Linked DNA regions of Homo sapiens: region 1 is linked to region 2. A link is a contact called in ENCODE Hi-C or POLR2A ChIA-PET data. All regions are on one chromosome and are shown on one strand. Each heading gives the region's core, a stretch centred on a gene start or an enhancer-like site at or near the end of the contact. The rest is flanking DNA. Distances are from core to core; before and after follow the strand shown. Region 1 overlaps PLEKHA6 (pleckstrin homology domain containing A6). Region 2 holds the start of KISS1 (KiSS-1 metastasis suppressor).

Region 1 (3,044 bases), core at 296-2,795, 58 kb before region 2:
AGCCTCTCCTTGTCCTTGTCGCTAACTCTTAACTGCTTTGCTTCTTTTTTTATTGTTTTCTTTTGTGTGTTCCTGTTTGTTTGTGTTGCTGTTTGGCCTCTGGGCCTCGGGCTCCGGGTAGGATGAACTTTTAGATCTTCAGTTGCAAAGAAACCTAGAGTATTTGGATCAGCAGGTAGGCAGAGCTGGTGCCCCCCTTATCATCCCACTGCCTTCCTGTCGCATCTCTCCACTCCTCCCCACCTCCTCATCTTCCAGCCATTTGACAACCTTTGTTGGTGCAAGCAGGACACAACAAAGTGGCTTATGTTTTGGTTTGCGCCTACACACCCCTTCTCTTCAAAGCCCTTTAGGACAGCTGGGAGTTTCCTGGGGAAAGAAGCATAATAAGTAGGCACATGAATAATTAATGCCACCTCTTATTTCTCCAGTGCTCAGCTCAGATGGAACTGCCCCCAGGGGGCAGGTGGGAATTTGCATTTTTTCTGGCGAGAGGAGGGAGTCGCAGAGTCGAGGGAGCTCTAGGCTGGGCCTAAAATGCTAGGGATTTAGTTCAGCCTGAATCTGGGAAATCATCTTATCATATTTTACAGGTTGTTGTTAAACTCCATAATTGGTAAACTGAGGCCTGCAGACCCTCCCTAGGATGATTTTTAAAGTAATATTCACTCAGTGTATTCATTAGTTCCTCCAAAAGCCCTTTTGCATAAACAGCTCGTGCATTCCTGAGAATTCAGTGCAAACAGAGGGAGTATTATCAACCCAGTTTTACAGGTGAGCAAGCTGAAGAGGCAGTGAATGTTCCATGAGCTGCAAGCAGTGGCTGCCTGGTCTCTGCTCCGGGGTTCTAACCCTTTCTTGTCTTTTAAGCTAAGGGAGCTGTGAGACTGAGTTTAGACAGGCTGGGGGTCAATATGCTGGGTATTTATATAAGCACATACTCTTAAGTTTAGATCTGTGCTACAAACCACGACCTAGAAGTACACAACACTGTCCTGTGGAGGCAGCCTGGAGGGGTGGAAATAATAATAATAATAACAACAGCTACAATAATTGGATGCCTCCTCCATGCCCCATACTATTCTAAGCATTTTTCAGATCTTAACTCATTTAATCTTCACTATAACCCTGTAAGATGGATGCTATTATTACCCCCATTTTACAGCTGAGGAAACTAAAGCACAGAGAGGTTGAATAACATGCCAAGAACACACAGCCAGTGAACAGCCGAGCTTGGACAGTGACTCCAAGCTTCTGACCCAGTTTACAGCTGAGGAAACATCTAATGTGTGACAAAGCTGCTGTCAAACCTCATTAGGATGAGTTCATGCTCTTAAAGTTACAGAAAAAAAAAATTTTAAATGAGATGCTATAGCTGCAACTGTTGGTTCTTCTAGTCACAAGCCATGTGACCCATCTCACCAGGGCTTCATGTCGGTGTCGCAATTCGATTTTGTAATAGGCCTCAGGCACTAGGAAGCACCAATGTCCACAGTTCAATAAACAGGGATGGCTCCTGGCCCTGGAGGCCGTGGCATTCCAGCTCCAGAAGCAGCTCATTGTGTCCACACCATGAGCATTCTGGGCCATGTGGGAACAGATCCCAGGATTCCAACTCTGAGCAGGGCCGGGAGGTCCAGGATCCTGCTGATGGGAAACAAGATCCAAAGTGCCTTGCAGGGGTGAGGAGCAGGGCTCATGGCCCACCCACCTCCGGATTCCTGAGCAAGCTATCCTCCCTGTCACCCATGTGATTGGCTTTCTACTCCATCCACAATGCCCAGCTGTCCAAGCATTCAGTGCAGACAGCAGGGTCCCTTCCTGCGGGCTTTTGCCCTCACAGAGGGGCTGGTCCATTAGGCTAGGGGCTTCAGAACTAGCCTTCCAGAAGACTCCCTCATGGATAAAGGGTATTATTCCTTTTTGTTTGTTTGTTTGTTTTTGTTTTTGTTTTTTTTTTTTTTTTTGAGACAAGATCTCACTCTGTTGCCTAGGCTAGAGTATAGTGGCACAAACCTAGCTCACTGCAACCTCCACCTCCCAGGCTGAAGTGATCCTCCCACCTCAGCCTCCTGAGCAGCTAGGACTACAGACAGGTGTGCAGCCACCACACCTGGCTAATTAAAAAATTTTTTTTTGTAGAGATGGGTGTCCCACTGTACTGGCCAGGCTGGTCTCAAACTCCCAGCCTCAAGTGATCCTCTCACCTCTGCCTCTCAAAGTGCTAGGGTTATAGGCATGAGCCACTGTAGCTGGCCAAGTGTAGTACTCTTTTTTTTGAGAAGGAGTCTCGCCCTTTCACCCAGGCTGGAGTGCAGTGGCGCGATCTCGGCTCACTGTAGGCTTCGCCCCCAGGGTTCACGTAGGTAGTACTCTTAAAAGGCAGTCTTGTATGATGAGAAGAGTCCAGGACATAGTCAGACACTGCTGCTCTAGTTCTAGCTCTGCCATTTACAAGGAAGTTTGTTTTTTTTTTAATCTTGGAAATGTCACTTAGTTTCTCTGGGTCTTTGTTTTCTCAATCATAAAATGGGCATTGTAGAATCTGCCCTTTCCTTTCAACCTCACAGATGTATTGGGAGAATCAAGCAGGGGTGCATATGTGAGCTCTTTGTCAGGCATCGCAAGGAGTGACAGTCACCACTTGCTGCTGTTATTATTTTGTTTTTCCCAAACTCAAAAATATCAATGAGCACTCCTTACCATGTGTGAGGCACTGGGTTAGGTAGTTTCTTACAAAATCTAACATTTTGAAGAGACAGAAGGTAGCACACAAGAATCCTCCTAGAGGTAAGACCCACCTGTGCTGAAAGATCCCCAAAGCCGCAGCACAGGCGGGAGCAGGCCAGGATGAGAACACTCCTGCTCGCTTCCTCTACTGCTCTGGATCTGCGTGTTGGGGAAGGAATGAGATACCTACAGGTTACTGTGCATGGATGGCTCCTGGCCCTCAAGGCCCTTGCATTACAGGGCTAAAGAGGTAGAAAAATCAGTTCCTAGGAAAGCCTTTTGAAATGCTGCAGACCCTGCAAATGGGATGGTGG
Region 2 (3,386 bases), core at 69-2,568:
TTCAGGACAGGCCAACGTACACATCATCCCCACAGCGAAGTTTTGGTCTATGAGGGTCAGTGCTGTCCTCATAGGCTATCATTTCTGTCCTGGTGTTTAACAGCCCTAATGGGTGTGATAATAATATGTTTGCAATCCCCTGTTAACAGTAAGCATCAGACAAGTGAGGGGTGCTAACCTGCAGACTGCCGGCATGCTTCTCCAGCATTAGGGGACGACCAGGTTGAGCTTGTGCTGGGAGAGCGTCCTGTCTGAGGGTAGAGACATAGCCCCTGCCTTCAGAGACTCCCAGCCTGATAGAAGAAACAGTCTCTGCCCTGGAGAGCCCCTTGTCCAAGGGTATAGAGAGTTATTGCAGGCTCAAGAAAGAGACAAAAGTCACTTGCGATGCATGCAGTTAGCAAATATCTATTGAGGGCCCTCTCTGTATGTGCCCAGCAATGGAGTGGGTGCCAAGGGTACAGGGGGAAGGGGGCCTGTCCCTGTCCTCAAAGTGCTGTACCTGAGCAGTCACAAAATAGTATGGTGGTGGGTGCCACGAGACAAGAAGGTGGGGCCCCCAAGCAGGCTGTCTGGATGTGCTGCCACCTGGAAGTCCCCTCTCTGCACCCCTGGCACTTCCCAGGTGCATCCACCTTCTGCAGCTCCCATTTCGTCCTCCTTGCTCATAGCTGGTTGCTTACCTAAGGTCTCTGACCAGTCCATAGCCTATTCACCTCAAAACCCTGCGCTGAGGAAGCGCTCAGTGACCGAGGAAAGAAGGGAAGCAGGAAGGAAGGAAAAAGGAGAGAATCTCTGCCACCACCACCCTGTGCCAGTCACAGGGCGCAGTCTAGGAGCCGCCTGGAGACCCACGCTGACCTGGCTTTCCCTCAGAGCTGGGAGCATGGGATGTGAGGAGCCCCTGGGTCAGCCTGTGCCCTTCTCCTCCCCTCTTCCTGTCGTTTTCTACGTCTAATTCAGACTAGGTGTGTCTGTGGCTCTTCGGAGAGGAAACAAGACATTTCACACTGACACTTCTCCCCACCCTCCTCAGATAGCCCATTTCCACGTTGTTTGGGGGCAGGATGGGTCCTCTGGGTGGGAAGAGGGTGTGGAGGATGGAAAGAGCCGGTAAGAAGGAGAAAGTCCCGCCTCGGAGGGCTCGGGTGGGGCAGGAGGAGAGGCTGCCTCCAGTCACAGAGCCCGGAGGCAGAGGCCTCCCAAGGTGCCATGCTCTTCAGGAGGGTCTGAGGAGGAGGGAGGGGCGGCAGAGTGGGCCTGTGCTTGGAGACGTCACCCCGGGCTTTATAAAAGGGATGTGATCAGGGAGCTGGGGAGAACTCTTGAGACCGGGAGCCCAGCTGCCCACCCTCTGGACATTCACCCAGCCAGGTGGTCTCGTCACCTCAGAGGCTCCGCCAGACTCCTGCCCAGGCCAGGACTGAGGCAAGGTAGGCACACTGCAGTGTCCACCCCTGGGAAGGGGGTCTGCCCTGACCTGGGGATGCTCTGGAGGGGAGCAGGGAATCCGTTCTAAGACGGACAGATGCATCCAGGCAGGCAAAGGCAGGGGAGGGAGACACTGATCTTTCCTGTTTACCAGCCTGGCCAGATTATCCTGGGATGCCTGGGCGAATACACTGAGTCGCACTTTATTTGTGAAGCTAACACTCTGGGGATCCCGAGGGCTCTCTCTTGCTGTGGAAGGAATACATGCAATAAATAAATGCTGTGGCTGGAATTAGAGACCACAGACACGCTTGGATGGACCTAGGGAACCGCTCGGGGCTCTTGAGAGCAATGGGGCTCCTCTGAGCAGCTCCCCCCAAATTACAGATGGCAAATACAAGCCTAACCAAGGGCATCTACCTACCCACTAAGAACTAGGGGCCACTTCACTCCAGAAGCTTTCCAACCATGCCTGGAATTTCTGTCACTCACTGGATACAAACCCCCCAGGGTGGAGGGAACCACAAAAATTGTCTACAGCAGGTCGGCCACTCATGGCCCCTTTCCAAATAATTCATTTCTACCATATATGTTAAGTGCCCCGATGGGCTGGGCAGTGGAATCTGTGTGTGTGTGTGTGTGTGTGTGTGTGTGTGTGTGTGATATGTGTGTATGGGTGTATGTGTGTATATGTGTGTGATGTGTGTGCGCATGTGTGGTGTATGTGGTGTATGTGTGTGTATGATGTACGTGTATGGGTGTATGTGTGTATATGTGTGTGGCGTGTGTGTGCATCTGTGGTGTGTAGTGTATGTGTACGGGTGTATGGGTATATATCTGTGTGGTGTGTGTGCATGTGTGGTATGTGTGGTGTATGTGTGTGTATGATGTGTATGTATGGATGTGTGTATGTGTGTGTGTATGTTGTGTGTATGGGTGTATGTGTGTATATGTGTGTGTGGTGTGTGTGCGTGTGTGGTGTGTGTGCATGATGTGTGTGTATAGGTGTATGTGTGTATATGTGTGTGGTGTGTATGCGTGTGTGGTGTGTGTGGCATATGTGTATGTGTGTGTATGGGTGTATGTGTGTGGTGTGTGTGGTGTATGTGTGTGTGTATGATGTGTGTGTATGGGTGTATGCGTGTATATGTGTATGGGTGTGTGCGTATATATGTGTGTGGTGTGTGTGTGCATGTGTGGTGTGTGTGGTGTATGTGTGTGGTGTGGGGGGTGTGTGTGTGTGTGCTGGGGTCAGGCAGAGTTGTCCCATGGCGCACATGGTAAGTGCCATCCACAGTGGGAAGGAGGCACTCGGGGGGAAAGGGGAGCCGGAAGAAAGAGTACCACCCTCCAACCACACAAGCCCACTGCCCTCCTTCCTGGCCCACCACCCTGCTTCCGCACAGAGAACCGGAAATGTACATCTACCCACATTCCTGTCTGGCTCAGACCCCTCCAGGATGAAGCCCCTGCAGGGCCCCTTCCCCCAGCCTTGTCACTAGCTTTCTCTCCATGCAAAGCTCCATCCTCTTGTCTAGCTAGAGGGCCTGAAGTTCCCTTTGCACTCAGCCCCTGCCCTTGCTTCAGCGCCTTAGCACCGTCCTGGGAACACTTTCTGTAAACCTTTCAGCGATTCATGCTCAGAAACAGCTCAAGTGCCACCCCCTGCCAAAAATCTGCCTGGTCCTCCTAGGTTGGGTTCCCCTGGACTCCCATATCCCCTTGTGGATTCACATGCATCCGGTATGTCATTTACAGTGTTATTTTGAAATGATCTGCTGATGAGTTAATTTCTCATGCTAGACTTGAGATCTTGGGGGCAGCAACTCTGTCTTAGCACACCTGTGCACCCCTAGCACCTAGCACAGCACCAGCACCTAGTCGGTGCTCAAGGAGTGATTTCCAAATCAACCCAGACCCTGTGCATCCACGGTCTGAAATGCTTTTACACTATT

The links. Hi-C counts contacts between places; a loop is a spot of excess contacts on that map. ChIA-PET counts read pairs that join two places held with the same protein, here RNA polymerase II (POLR2A).
Region 1: POLR2A ChIA-PET joins it to region 2 with 10 read pairs in PC-9. The contact joins the enhancer-like site here to the promoter of KISS1 in region 2. A Hi-C loop is called at or near these places in 1 of 168 maps with a recorded cell type or tissue (heart right ventricle). POLR2A ChIA-PET finds 5 or more read pairs at or near these places in 4 of 52 experiments (BJ, HepG2, K562 and 1 more).

What each region holds. Positions count from the first base shown.
Region 1 is chr1:204,252,757-204,255,800 of GRCh38, reverse strand. All of the region lies in intron 9 of PLEKHA6 (pleckstrin homology domain containing A6), which reads left to right. Among named protein-coding and RNA genes, the nearest start is that of GOLT1A, 40 kb to the right of the region's middle. RefSeq lists enhancers at 1,153-1,652, 1,653-2,154. Within about 2 kb of position 1,545, at least 5 of the 41 ENCODE cell types and tissues checked have a DNase peak (open chromatin) inside an H3K27ac peak, as active enhancers do.
Region 2 is chr1:204,194,423-204,197,808 of GRCh38, reverse strand. KISS1 (KiSS-1 metastasis suppressor) reads left to right here and starts at 1,318. Exons shown (of 3, transcript NM_002256.4): 1 at 1,318-1,433.